Regions from separate parts of the Homo sapiens genome. Here region 2 is linked to region 1. The links are chromatin loops, found by intact Hi-C in ENCODE. Cell type or tissue: breast epithelium. All regions are shown on one strand. Each heading gives the region's core, and the rest is flanking DNA. Links, peaks and the distances in the headings are about the cores only. Region 1 overlaps LINC00928 (long intergenic non-protein coding RNA 928). Region 2 holds the start of MIR9-3 (microRNA 9-3).

Region 1 (7,070 bases), core at 868-5,867:
TTTTGTTTTGTTTTTGTTTTGTTTTATTTTGTTTTGAGATGGAGTTTTGCTCCTGTTGCCCAGGCTGGAGTGCAGTGGCGCAGTCTCGGTTCACTGCAACCTCTGCCTCCCCAGTTCAAGCAATTCTCCTGCCTCAGCCTCCCAAGTAGCTGGGATTACAGGTACCAGCCACCACGGTCCTGGCTAATTTTTTGTATTTTTAGTAAAGACGGGGTTTCACCATGTTGGCCAGGCTGGTCTTGAACTCCTGACTTCAGGTGATCCACCCGCCTCGGACTTCCAAAGTGCTGGGATTACAGGTGTGAGCCACTGCACCTGGCCTCTTTGATTTTTTTTATTAGTTTATAGTTTTCAGCAGACAGACCTTGCACATATTTTGTCAGATTTATACCTAAGTATTTCATGTTTTCTGGTACTATTGTAAATAAAGCTTCAATTTTTTTTTCAAATTCCAATTGTTTATTACTAATATATAGAAATTTATTTGATTTTTTTATGTTGACCCTTCCCTTTGATTGTTAATCTTCATTATAGATTAACTTCCCTCTTACGTTTCTCACATAAAGACTTTATGGCTATCACATTGCCTTAAGATGGAATGTTAAATATACTCTTTTAAATTGAGTGAGGAAATGAAAATCAGCTGTAAAGAAAGGAAAACAAACTGTAGAGAAAAGAAAACAGACTATCACTAATTAATTTGTTGTAACTCTTATACCACTCTTGTATAGAAAATGCTGTAATCCCATTAAATTTCTTTGTTTTCTACCTGTATTAGCAAGAACTTAACTCTTAACTTTGGAGCACGGATCCCATTTCTCTGGAGTCTTTGTCTCCTGGATGATCATTTTCACCTTTTCACCTGAATAAACTTTAAACTGGATTCTGATCCTTTTAATTCTTTCAGGTTTATAGAGAGAAGATTCAAGCCTCAACAGGCCAGGTCAGTTGGACAAGGTGACTTTTAAGCCCTCTTCTAGCTTCATGAAAACAGATCTGAAACTTGCCTGATCTCAGAAATGGTAGTAAAAACACCATGTACCTGAATGGTCTGGTGGCAGGTATGTCCTGTGCACTTAGTATTCTCTAAGTTCTGGGAGGGGCAGGTTATCTGCCAGTAAGAGGCAGGAGATTCCAGCATCCTGGTGTGCTTAACAGTATCATCTCATTCACCAGACAGGCAGCCCTTGTGCCTCTCCACTAAGGCTAACTGCCAGGAGGATAAGGTGTGGGTGGGTTTTATTCACTGCTCCATCCTCAGAGGCTAGCAAAATGCCTGGAAGAGGGAGAAATCTCTAGTGTTTATAGACAGACCAACACTCGTACCCTGAAAGGACACAATACCACAGGGGATTGGTAGAGGTAATGATTACAGGCAACAGATTGTTCAAAACAACTATATTTAGACAAGTATATTTTTGCAAAACAGCGAAAGCTCAGTGTTCCTTTCAAAATGAAAACTTTCCTTTTCCATACCTCACTATCAATTATTTCAGTCTCAGATATGCCCCGTTCTGTTTCTCCCACAATATTTGACTTAATTAACAATACAGTCGATTATTTACAAGGAAGTTATTTCTAAAACTGTAGTTCAAAATCACATCTGATTTTTTCACCTGACTTTTGTGGTATAGTTGTTTTTGTTTTTAATGATGTTGCCGGGGTTCACTTTTCCCAAAAGTAGTTTTTAAGAGTAAAAAACTGGGGGGAAATCATAAATGGCCAAAGAGGTTAAATAAATTATGTTACCTTCATTAAGTAAAATATTTGCAGCCACTATAATGATGTGAAATTTTATTTACTGGTAAGAAAAGTTCGTAAGGCATTACTGAGTGGGGAAAAAATCAGTTTATAAAACACTATGTATAATGTGATTCCACCTTTTGTTTTTAAAAAATATTTTATATATTTAAATATATTAATATGCAAATATAAGAATACCTAAATATAAGTATATAAACATTCTAGAACAATATACAACAAAATGTTGACAATGGTTATCTCTAGGATTTCAAATCATTTTTGTATTCTTCATATTTGTTATAACAGGGTTCCTTTCTTTATTTTTTATTTTTATTTTATTTTTTTTTGAGATGGAGTCTGTCTCTGTCACCCAGGCTGGAGTGCAGTGTTGCAATCTCGGCTTACTGCAACCTCTGCCTCCCGGGTTCAAGTGATTCTCCGGCCTCAGCCTCCTGAGTAGCTGGGATTACAGGTGCCTGCCACCACGCCCAGCTAATTTTTGTATATTTAGTAGAGACGAGGTCTCACCATGTTGACCAGGTTGGTCTTGAACTCCTGACCTCAGGTGATCTGCCCTCCTCAGCCTCCTAAAGTGCTGGGATGATATGCATGAGCCACCATGCCCAGCCAACAGGGTTTCTTCATAATCAGGAAAGGCTACTGTCATCTTATGAAAAACATTTCAATAAAAGTACATTTCCCTCTAAGAACACAGCTCTGGAATTATAACGTGAGCAAGTAGAAATGAACAAGAACTAGATCTAATACAGGTTTCATAAAGTCTTCTATTACCCAGCTCTCTTGTGGCCCCCAGAGCTGTCCGTCTTCACTTGCCAAACTGTGCCCACAGCAAGCCCCCTTAACTCCAAGTCCTGGTACTCAGCACCACCAGCCTGGGCCTGAGTACCTCTCCCTGAGCTGGGCCTGCATGGAGCAAAAAATGTGTAGGCAGCCAGAGTCCTAGCTGCCCGGGAGGCTGAGATAGTGTTGCTGCTGATAAAGCCACTGTCCATCCAGCAGGGGTGAGACTCTTTAGACAATCTGTACAATCTCTGGGCACAAGAGTTTTCCTTTCTCTGTCTTCCCTCTCTTCCTCGTCCCTTTCTCTTTTCTTTCCTTGCTTCAACTTTCCTTCCCTTGCTTCCACTTCCCTTCCTTCATTTTCTCCATCTCCCAAGCACCTGGAGGTCACAAGGGACTCAATGACGAATCACCCACAGTCCCCCTTAAGGGACCTGCAACTAGAGAGGGAAGCAGGTGAGTCCTAGAGTCCACCTCTGTGTGCTCCGTGCCCTGAGGGAGGGCCTCCTGGAGGAAGTGACATCTGCCTTAAATCCTGAAGGATGAGAATGAGTTGGTCAGGAAAGACAGTGGATAAGAGCCCAATCCTCATGGGCAAGTTGGTTGCTGCTTCAGGTTCCTGACTGGCCCTCCTGTTCCACAGGACCAGTCCTGCCCAGGAAATGGCTTGAAGCCATTCGTTGGCTGGGGTGAGCTCCCTGGCCATCTCACACTACTGCCTCCCTGGCAGCCCAGCCCACCTGGCCCTATGATGGCAGCAGGGCCTGGCTGATGCTCACCCCATAAATGCAGCTGAGTCAGGGTATGTTTCCACACTCAGGACTTCCTGGAGGGACTTGCACAACTGCTCCTGCCAGGTCATGCCCAGGTTTTCTAGTTCTCACCATCAGCTTGGCAATTCTTCCTTATTTTGAATCCAGATCCTTCCTGCTGCATTCAATCCAGTGTCTTTTGCTTTATCCCCAAGGTTTTAAAAAATGAAGAAAAACTGGTCTCCTTGTTCTGTAGGAGAACAGCTGTTCATCTAGAAAGCCGTCCCTCCTTCATTGTTAAGCCCTTGGGCTTTAAGCAAAGATGTGAGGTGTGCTTTAAGCAAGAAAGTATTTGGGATCTTTCTCATTACTCTCGCTTCGACCATGGACCACCCTGGGCACTCAGATCCATTTGCCATTTGGGGGCTATAATTGAATTAAAGACCAATTCAGAGATTATTAGCTCATATGGAACACTGATTGTCTCTGTGAATAAATCCACTACCCTCTCCAATTTTCTCCTAGTAACTAGTAACAGTTTTAAAAAGTATCCCATAACTAGTAACAGTTTTAAAAAGTATCCCTTATGAAGATAGACGTTGGAGAGGTCAGTTTCGGGATGAGTCAACCTTGAAGTTAGACATGGGAGCTGGAGTCCAGGATAGGAGTATTGCAGCAAGGGTGAGGAGGCTCACTAAGATCATTCAAAGGAGAACAAATAAACATCCATTGTTGTGTAATTTTAAAATGTTTTAATACATTCTACTCACGGGGTGTGGTGGCTCACGCCTGTAATCCCAGCGCTTTGGGAGGCCGAGGTGGGCAGATTACTTGAGGCCAGGAGTTCGAGACCAGCCTGGCCAACATGGCAAAACCCCATCTCTACTAAAAATACAAAAATTAGCCGGGTGTGGTGGCGCATGCCTGTAATCCCAGCCACTCATCCACTCATGAGGCTGAGGCAGGAGAATCTCTTGAACCCGGGAGGCAGAGGTTGGAGTGAGCCGAGATTGTACCACTGCACTCCAGCCTGGGCGATAGAGTGAGACTCCGTCTCAAAAAAACAGAAACAAAAACAAAACAAGAAAACATACATTCTATTCAACAAAGGAGAGGGAAAGATGGTTTGGAGGGAAGTGCTGGATACAGTCAGAAGGAAGCATCCATTGGGGAAGTTGGTTTGGAAGAGTTGGAATAAGGTCGGAGGCGGGAGTCTTGCCAGGATGGAACAGAATCCAGAACTGCTGCCTGGGCAGCTCCCACCAGAGCCAGTAGGGACAGAGGGACCCTGAGGTTGGGGGACACGAAGGACTTTGGGGTCAGCGTGTCTACGCAGGCCTTTATCTCCTTCCTGTATTCTGTCATCGTGGATGGTAGCCTTCAATGGAGAGGCCACATGGGCAAGCCCTATCCTCCTACTCCACTCTATGTTCATCTGTCAAAGCCCTTTGAGTGCATCCTCAGTGCTCTGTAGGTCCAATGCTCTACCCACTTTAAGTTCCTGTAGGGAGTTGGAGAAATAAGTTGTGACATGCACACCCATGTGACTCTTGCCCTCTCCCTGCACCTTTAACTTCTGATTCATCCCATGCATGCAGCTTCACCTGCACATGCCCAGGGCGTGTTCTGGTGTCTTCCCTCATGCCGAAATCAATTCAGTCCAGAGAGGAGGTGACTGGGAGCCACCATGGGGCATATCACTGGTCTTTAACTGGCTGTTGGGTCCAGAGGCAGGACAATCAGAGACCCCTCTCAGGGCCTTTGCTCTGTCCTTAGAGGTAGAAGGCAGCCTGTGCCCCAACTCCCTCACCCCCTACAAACCACACTCCAGGCAAGGGTGGCCAGCAGTAGTCTGTGGGTCGTCTCTTCCTTGTGAGCACATCCTGCCACAGCACTGCTTCACAGGAGAGAGCCATGTGGACAAGCCCCATCCTTCTATTCTACTCTGTACTCATCCAGCAATTGCTGCAGAGCCACCCCATGGTGGCTCTGCAAGTGGCTAAGGATACAGGGCTTAATAAGACACCATCTTTTGTAGCCAGCCTCCAAGATGTATCCTTGGGATCCTTGCTTCTGGCATTCACACACTTCTCGGCCCCCTCTCACGTTGAATCAGGGCTGGCCTTGATCACTGGATTACAGTAGAAGTCTCAGCAGATGATTTCCAAGGTGAAGGCTTGTAGTTTCCACCTTGCTCTCCTGAATGGCTCGTTCCAGGGTAAGCCAGCCACCAGACCATGAGGACACTCGAGCAGCTCCATAAACAGGACCCCAGGGAAAGATACTGAGCCCCTGGACAATAGCTAGCATTCATTTTCCAGCCATGTGAGTGACCTACCCTAGAAGTAGACCCCCAGCCCCAATCAAGCCCTTAGATGACACATGACTGCAACTACATGAGAGATCTCAAACAAGAGCTGCCCAGCCCTGACACTTCCAAATCCACAAAAATTATGACCGTTTTTTTTAAAAAAGATTATTGCTGTTTAAAGCCACTGCATTTTGAAGTGATTTGTTATGCATTAATAGATAATAAAAAGCAAACTGACTTAGCCATTTTTATTACTGTCCTAAATTCTCTGCAACAACATCCCTCCTTATGTCCTGCACACTGGGTAAACTACAGCACCTGCCATGTCCTGGATAGATGTATGGGAGTGGAATTGCTGGGAATTAGGATAGGGGTATGTTGGCTTTTACCAGTTTATTTTCCCACCAGTAATGTATGAGAGCTTTATCTCCTCCACCTCCTCAACAACTCTTGGCATTGTCCGTCTTTACCATTTTAAGCCATTCTGATGAGAGTATCATAGAATCTCATTGAGATTTTATTTTGCATTTCCCTGACAACTAATGGTGTTGAGTGCCTTTTCAGGTGCTTACTGGCCCTTTAGGCACCCTCTTTTGTAAAATGCTTATTCAAGTCTTTTGCCCCCAATGTTTGTTGGTTTGGTTGCCTTTTTCTTATTGATTTGTAGGAAACCTTTATATATTCAGGATATGAGTCCTTTGTCAGATATATGCATTGGGAAAATCTCTTGTCCTCTTCTTAATCTTTTGATTAAAAGAGCGTTTTGTTTTAATGAAGTCTAACTTAAAATTTTTAAAAATTTATAGTAAGTGCCTTTTATGTCCAGCTTAAAAGATCTTTGCTTGGTCATGGAGACCGCCCCCCACCCTACTCTGTTTGCTTCTAGGAGCTTTATTGGTTTACTTTTCACATTGAAGTCTATGATTTATCTTGAATTAATGTGTATGGTGTGAAGAAGGGGTCAGAGTTCCTTTTTTCCCCTATGAATATGCATAGAAAAGAACATCCTTCTCTCTATAGAATTGCATCAGCTCCTTTGTTGTAAGTCAAGTGACCATATATGCGTGGATCCATCACAGACAGTTTTAAAAGGTATAGATTTCCAGATCCTCAACTTCTCTATGTCTTCTTTTCTGATGTGGATCTATTTGCCTCTGCAGTCAAACCTCAAGCCAGTCTTCTTTTCCCATCTCATTCACCTTTCCAAATAAGGCCTCTAACCCAAGCCCAGTCTGACCATGGTGCCTGAACTAGACATGTGCAAACCGCTGGGAACCCAAACAAAGCGGCGATTGGAGAATGCACACCCCTGAGAGAAAGACCTCTTCAAAGCACAGAGAGCATCTGCTGTAGATATTGAGGGGAACAGCACCTTGTTCCATTTGAGGGACAAATTCTAGGTGGCAAGACTCTGTGCATTGTCTATTTTGCTTAGAATTAGAATTTAGAATTGAAATGTTATG
Region 2 (7,070 bases), core at 841-5,840, 150 kb after region 1:
GCGATCTTTCTCTGAAGCGGGAGGTTTGCATCAACAGATTTTCGTAGAAAGCGGGAAAATGCCGCGTTGCCCTCCCGCACAGACTCCTCCTTCATCAGACCCTCAACTCGGGTTTCAGACCTGCCCAGATGGTATGGGACAGTGGTGTTTAACAACAACACTCATCTGAACTGTGTAGACACTGCTGGGAAGCTGCAAAGCCACCCTGGCAAGTGAAGGACTAGTTCTTGCAACACAGCAAACGGGTAGGGGTGGTGGGAGGGGAAGATCGAAGCCCGGGGCCCAGGGTTTGCCCACACCCGTTGGCCGGTGAGGGAGGAAGGCAGGGAGTGCAGGGCAAGGGGGCAGGAAGTGCTGCTCCGGTTTCCTCCGAAATGAGGTCACCATCAGCACACAGGCTCCCAGGTGCATTGGGAAGGGAGGGACGGCCCAAGGGATGCAGCCCATAGCCTCGTGAATCCCGAAACACTCTAGTCACCCTTCACCAGCCTCCTGTCAGAAAAAAAGGGAAACTGGCCTTTCAAAATGGAGGTGGGGTACAAAGGGATTCAGAAAACCTTCTGCCCATGATTATCTCTGAGGAGAACCGGGGACCAAAGTAGGAGGGCAGCTGACTTTCCCTGCCTGGTCTTTTGTGTGTATTTTTTATTTAATTTTACTGTGAATGCTAACACACTCACAGGGTTCACAATTCCAAAGGTATACAGTGAAAAGTCTCCCTCTACCATCCACCTCAGCCACACAGTTCTCCTCCCCAGAGCCAAGGGGTTTTCCTTTTGTACTGTTTGAATTTTCACCATTTACATATATACCCTATATTCAAAATAATTTTGTTAGGCAAAGAACAAAAAAGGTTTGCAGGAGTGAAGATGGAAAAAATATTTCTATTTTTACAAGAGGGCTGGGCAAAGGCTGGGAGAAGAGGGGCCGTGAAAATCACTAAGGGAGAGGCTCCAGGGAGTGAAGTGAGCCAAGATGTACGTAAGGTGGCCTGGGGTCCAGCTCTGCCTTCTGAGCTGTGTGACCCTTAGGGAGTCACTTCAGATCCCCAGATCTGTTTCCTCTCATGTAAAAGGGTGAGGGGATGGGGGTCAGGGCTGGGTGGTGGTGCCAGTTCCTTTCAGCCTGTCTATCATAGCACTCACATACCCATATACTTAGAAAGCCCCCCTACCAATCGGGGAGTCTGAGCCTACCTTTCTTCCTTTCTTCCCTGAAGCCGGGCAGGGTCCCTTCCTTGGTCTACAGCCACTCGCTGGGGAGCTTGGGAGGTTTCCCAAGCTACAGGGGCCCTGAGCTTCAGGACAAGCCAAGGCATCAGGGTGGAAAGTGACCTGAAGGCAGATGAGAAACTCGAGAGGGACCCTAGCACTGTGTGGGGCCGGGACCCCCACGCACTGAGCAGGGGCAAGCCCCACTCCCTGAGCCCAGTTAAGAGGGGCTGGGAGCCTGAGTGGCCGGGTGTGCTGCATTGGGTTGCCATGGGAACGAATTCAGATTTCCCCCAATTGCTTTTTTATTTGCTAGACATTGTAATACATCTTATGTCGTGACTTCTTGGGGCAGGGAGGAGGGGGAGCTCTGGGAGCTTGCCTGCACCTTAACCTCGCGGGAAGTTGGGGAGGCTTGGGCAGGAGCAGCCCGGTCGGGGCTGGCGTAGAGGTAGCGGGAGACTGAGCTCGGTTCCTCCCGCCCACCCGCCGGCTCTTGGTTTGTATGCAGGGCAGGGCCGACCCGTCGGGGAGGGAGGCCCCTGCCCTGGCCCCTTGCCATTGAGCGCACTCCCCGCCAGTTCTGCTCCGCTTCACGCTGCACACAGACCCCCCAACTGCACACAAAGGCAGCTGCCAGAGCCCGTGAAAAGTGATCAAATTATCAAGAACTTGACCTCACCGAGGGGCGAAGCTCCGGCAACCCCCCAGCCGTATGCTAATGGCGCTCAGGGGCTGACTCGTCGAATAATTCGATAAAGGCCGCATTGTTAGCGGCAGGGCAGCCCCCAGCCCACCCCATTCACTCCCTCCACCCACCCCCTACCGACCGCTGTCTCTCTCCCATCGCATTTGCATCCCAAAATCCCCGTCCACGGCTCCGGGAGCGGATTGTTCCAGCCTGATTTATGGGGTGAAGGCGAAGGCTGGCGCCTTCCCCTTCCAGCGACCCCTCTGCAACCCCAACCCCCTCCCTCTCCCCGGCCCGCTCCACTTTGGGGTTCCTGCTCCGGCGCTGGGGGATAGGGGTGGGGGACCAGGAAAGAGGAGGACTGGGGGAAAGCTGGCACTGCAAGTGTCCCCAGAGAGAGAGCCGAGGTCAGGTACCTGGTCGGGGCGCGGCCGCTCCGTCGAGCTGGAGTCCGCTGGGCCGGCGCTGGGCTCCTCTCGGCTCCTCTGGCTCTTGCGGGCCGGGCCGGGGCGGTCGGTGGGGCGGGCGCTCGCACGCAGAAGTTGTGAGAATCATTTCTACTTTCGGTTATCTAGCTTTATGACGGCTCTGTGGCACTCATACAGCTAGATAACCAAAGAGAGAAACGGGCCTCCCTTAGCCAGTGCCGCTGCCGCGCCGTGGGCTCCACGTGCTGCTGCCTGCCGAGCGCGGGAGCCTGAGCGGACGCCGTGCCCGGATCCTGGGGCGCACGCGGAGAGCCAGAGGGGATGGACAGACACACGCACACGCTGACTCCCGCCACCTAGGCCCGCAGCCCCCGCCCAGTTCCCTTCCTCCCTCGCCCTCCCGGCGCATTTCTCCCCTGCTCCCCGTTCCGTGCGTCCTGGCACCGGCGCTGCCGGCCTGCCTCGACGGCGTCCCGGGGCTCACGTAGGGCACCCGCGCGGAGCGCTTAGAGAGCCTCGAGCGCCCCGGCCGCCCCCAGCGCACTGGACCGCCGGCCCTCCTCTCGCAGGCTAATCGCCCCGCGGGGAAGTGACGTCAGTCCAGGGATCGGCCAATCACAGGCTCCCATTCAAATCCCAGCCCCCTTCCCGCGCTCCGCACCACCCAGCCTTACAATGGCCTCGGCGTTCACGGCTTCCCCGCCCCGAGGGCAAGGAAGCGCACCCTCTGCCCTCAGAAGCCTCAGGGCTGCGCACCGTCTGATCTTTCACCCAAACTCCTCCGTCTTCCTCCCAGGGCCCAGGGAGCCCAGTACCCACTGCGGACCATCAGAGTTTGGGAGACAAGAATGCTCGAGTGACAAGGTTTAGGGACGCGTGTGATAGGACGTGGCGATCTCCACAGGAGGGCCGAGAGCGCTCACGGAGAGGCCGAGAGCAGAAGCCATTTCACCTTTAACTTCTCTCTTCCTTTCCCCATGCCCAGCACTTGCAGTAGATCTAGCCCACGCGGCAGAGACCAGGGATTGGAGGAAGAATTAAGTGTCCCGGTGAGCGCAGGTCGGTGTCCCACCCATAACACCTGGCACTCAGAGGTTCCTCAGCTATGCTCCACTTGGGCGAGGCCCTGGCCTGGGCCCTGAGTACCAAGCTGCTAGGTCCCTTCTCTCTCTCGGTTCCTAGACACACTAGGAGTGTAAAACCGATTGTGCCAAGCACCTTGGAGAAGTCCTAGGCTCTCTCTTGGCTCCTGGTTAAATTCATATTTCACCAAAAATTAAAGCACAAAGCCATGCCTCCACTCTCCTTCTTCAGCTCTCAGCACACACCTGGCTACTCACTCCAAGTAGCCGCAACAGTGGAAAGGGACTGCCACCTTGGGTCTCCCGGAATCACCCCTAAACTGAGCTGGCAGCTGAATTGGTGGTACCATTGCAGCCTTCCAGATGTGAGTGGCCTATGGGTACCACTTCGTGCTCATGCCAGCCATCACCCCCTTCTTCCTTGCTGCTGTGGCTACCCTCCAGCCTTGAGCCCTATGATTCACCTCCGCCTGTCAGCCATCCCCAAGATGCAAAGGATTCAGTATGAAAAATGCAATATCTTTGCTCCTAGATACCCCCAGAAAAATCTTAAGCTCAACAGCTAGGGAGAGATTTTATGTGGGACTGGGCAAGTGGATTCCCAGATTCCAGCAGTCAATACACGGGAGTCACAGAGACTCTCACTGCTGCTGTCTACAGTGAGCACTGTGGGGTTAGGTGGAGGTACCCGTGCAGATTCATTTTAGTGGGGTCTGGGGCACTGGGCCACTCTGAGCCAGGTAAAACCCTTGCAGGATGGGTTGGAAAGAAGGGGCCAAAAGTGGATGGTTTGGAAAAGATTTCATGATTTTACTAAAAATCTCTTCCTTCCATACACTCCCCTAAAAATGACACATGTGGATTTTGTCAAGTTCTGGATTTTGTCAAATGCCTCTTTCCCCATTGCTTGTCTGTGGTTTGTTCTAATTTCATCCCATCTCTAAATCCGAAGCAGGTGACATCCTGCTCTCATCCCAGCCAGCTTGTGACCAACCAAATCTGCTATGTACATGTTTCCCTCGAAATCCCACTTCGCAGACACATTCCTTTTTCCAGAAGGTGAACAAGGGCTGGACAGCTGAACCAGCAGAGGAACAGAGAGGCCAGCCACGGTTCAGGAAGGAAGCTCTGAATTTGGGCCCGAGACAGTTAATTCCATGAATTTCCATAATTGGGAGGCGCCCCTTGCTTCCCCTCCTCCTGCAGCTCCAGGAACCTGCACCCTCTTCCCTTCTTGATGTGTGTGTGGGCGGCCTTCTGAGCCCTAGTCCTTTCCGGGCCACCCAGGGGTGGGAAGGGTGGGGCTGCGGAGGCAGGGAGGGGCCCAGAAGCATGTTTCACCTGAGAGAGAGGGAAGAAAGAGAGGAAGCGAGGGGGAAGAGGGAGCGAGGAACGAGCCCCTCGGAGTGTGATTTAAGCAGGATGCTGCACAAAATGGCTCCTCAGCGAGACTCGCGGTAACCGCGCGCGGAGGCCGGCCTGCAAGCCTAGGGCGGGTTGGGGCTTTGGGAGAAAGAATTAAAAGCCTGATTTCGATTCAGTTCAGATGCAGGAGGCCACTGTCATCAGAGCCACATCTCTACTGTCTTTTTGGGAAATCGAGTCCCTTCTTGGGAGCAGGTGAGGCTGACCAGGGGGAGGCTCCCACACCCTGCTTGAGTGAGACCGGCCCCAGAATCAGTGCCTCCTCCATCTCACTGTAGCCCCACTCCCAGGAAGAAGGCCACAGAAAGACCGAGCCTCAAGGCCATAGGCTGCTGAGAGGAGGCTGTTCCGGTGGGTCAAGGCAGCTGCAGTCTCCGTGGGTTGGCAGCCGGCTTCCACACACAGCTTAACAGGAGCCCGGGAAGCCATCCAGGTCGACACCAGGCAGAAGCGCATTGTGTGGGCTGGGCACTGCCAGCTGAGGCTGGCAGACTGCTGGGCAGGCCAATTCAGAGACCAAGTGGGGAGAACCTGACCAGCCACCAGCATTGACCCAGATTGCCCCTTTGCCTGCAATTCAGGCTGTGTCTGGGTTCCATGAGCTTTCCCCACACCAAGCCCCTAGCCTTGGCCTTCAGCCCCAGCACAGTCCCTAAAGTTTCAGAAGATCAGGTACTGGGTCTGGCTGGCCACTGGGCACCCAGGCCAAAGCACCGGTGGCAGTTGTTGGGCCCTGGCCATGGTGCTGAGAGCTGCCTGCCAGGCCTGTCTCTCCACCTCCCCGCTTGCCCTGAACTTCTTCCACCTCGCCCCCTCAGTCCTAAACCCAGGCTCCAGGGGCACCTGCAGCTACCAGGAGAAGCTAACAGCCAGAGAAAAAGAAAGCCTCAGCGACTAGGTGCCTCCACGGAGGGCCTGGGACTCAATTTTTCGTATTCAAACCTCCACTGAGGAAAGAGAGCCCCTGGGCCATGAAACTCCCATATCCAGATCAACGGAGATGCCCATTCCTGCTGCAACCACATGCATATCCTGCACTCCCTCAACTCACCAAATCTGCACAATACCCCCTCACACACTTGGCCCTCCGTCTAGCAGCCAGCCTAAGACAGGTGGCTGGTACCTTGCCCATGCATGTACACGTGTACACTCTTGTACCCATTGGCAGTGGCAGCTGCTTGGACTCCAAGCTGGCTTTGGCCCAAGTTCCTGTTTCCTATTGGTAGTTACACAACTCAGCGCGGGGGACCTAACAACCCACAGGAGTGTGCCTTCTATTTCAGGACATAGCAAATTAAGTGGTTAAGTGGCAGGAGAGGGGGACAGTTCTGACCCTAGCCAACAGCCCTGCGCAGGCACCCTTCTACTGAGACCAGACTTGCCCTGATCTAGAGGCTGGGAGCCAGAGGCCAATGGAACTCCCCAGGCGCTACTCCAGGCAGATGCAGCCACCCAGCCTGCAATTCAGCCTGGAGCTAGTGCTCCTTTCCTGAGTCCCACGGGTTCTTAATTAGGAGACAGTGTCTCCAGCCACAATCTAGGCTAAGTCCAGGGTGCCCTCACCCCACTGCCCCCTCCCTCCCTTGTTCCTTCCTCAGGCCCAAGCTTTGATTAAGCTGATCTCCCTATTGTCTGGAGGCCGGCAGGACTGCTAGCTGAGAGACCCAGCATTGGGCCAGCTCAGATGGACCCAGCTCCCTGCACCCAGGAGGTCCCAGAGCCTGCACACCCACCTTCATGTACACGTGGTCAGTCGAGCGGTAATGCTCTCTCTGGCTCCCACATCCAGCCTCTCTCCTCAGCAGCTGAGGTGTGGGCTCTGGGGAGGCCTAAACTGGGCAGGAACCTGAAAACACCCCTCCTGAAAAGGCCTGGACAAAGGACTACCCCTTCCCTGGGGTCTCCAGCAGCAGATACTGCTAATGGAAGTCCTGAGGTGGACCCTGTATGATGCCCCCATCTCAGTGCCCACTTAGCCTAACCTCTGGCCACTGTTCCTTGATTGAAAGGTAGACCCTCAAACTCCATCCTCTTCCCCTCCATGGCTTAAGAATCCCCCTCCTCCAGGATATGGGGACACAAAAGGGGGCTCCCTTTAGGCCCAGCACCTCGATTTCTGCCCAGCCACAAAGATTCAGTGTGTTTTTCTGGACTCCAGTACTGCTTCTGTGATCTGACCCTGGAAGTTCTCCCAGCTTCTGTTACCTCCCTGCTCTGACGGGTCCAAACTGGA

Evidence for each region. Hi-C counts contacts between places; a loop is a spot of excess contacts. Peaks named below come from ENCODE experiments on the same cell type or tissue, not always from the same donor. Only the 100,000 strongest peaks of a DNase experiment are listed, where the experiment ranks them.
Region 2: it touches region 1 in a loop (10-fold over the local background); 1 of 110 quality-filtered maps calls a loop at or near these places.

The regions. Positions count from the first base shown.
Region 1 is chr15:89,511,275-89,518,344 of GRCh38, reverse strand. All of the region lies in intron 1 of LINC00928 (long intergenic non-protein coding RNA 928), which reads left to right. Among named protein-coding and RNA genes, the nearest start is that of LINC00928, 9.2 kb to the left of the region's middle. In breast epithelium, for the core only: no CTCF peak of the experiment used is centred there; a DNase peak (open chromatin) is centred at 3,334; H3K27me3 peaks cover 417 bases.
Region 2 is chr15:89,363,484-89,370,553 of GRCh38, reverse strand. All of the region lies in intron 1 of MIR9-3HG (MIR9-3 host gene), which reads right to left. MIR9-3 (microRNA 9-3) reads right to left here and starts at 2,537; the gene lies at 2,448-2,537. RefSeq lists enhancers at 1-507, 2,317-2,930. In breast epithelium, for the core only: no CTCF peak of the experiment used is centred there; no DNase peak of the experiment used is centred there; H3K4me3 peaks cover 1,209 bases; H3K27me3 peaks cover 5,000 bases.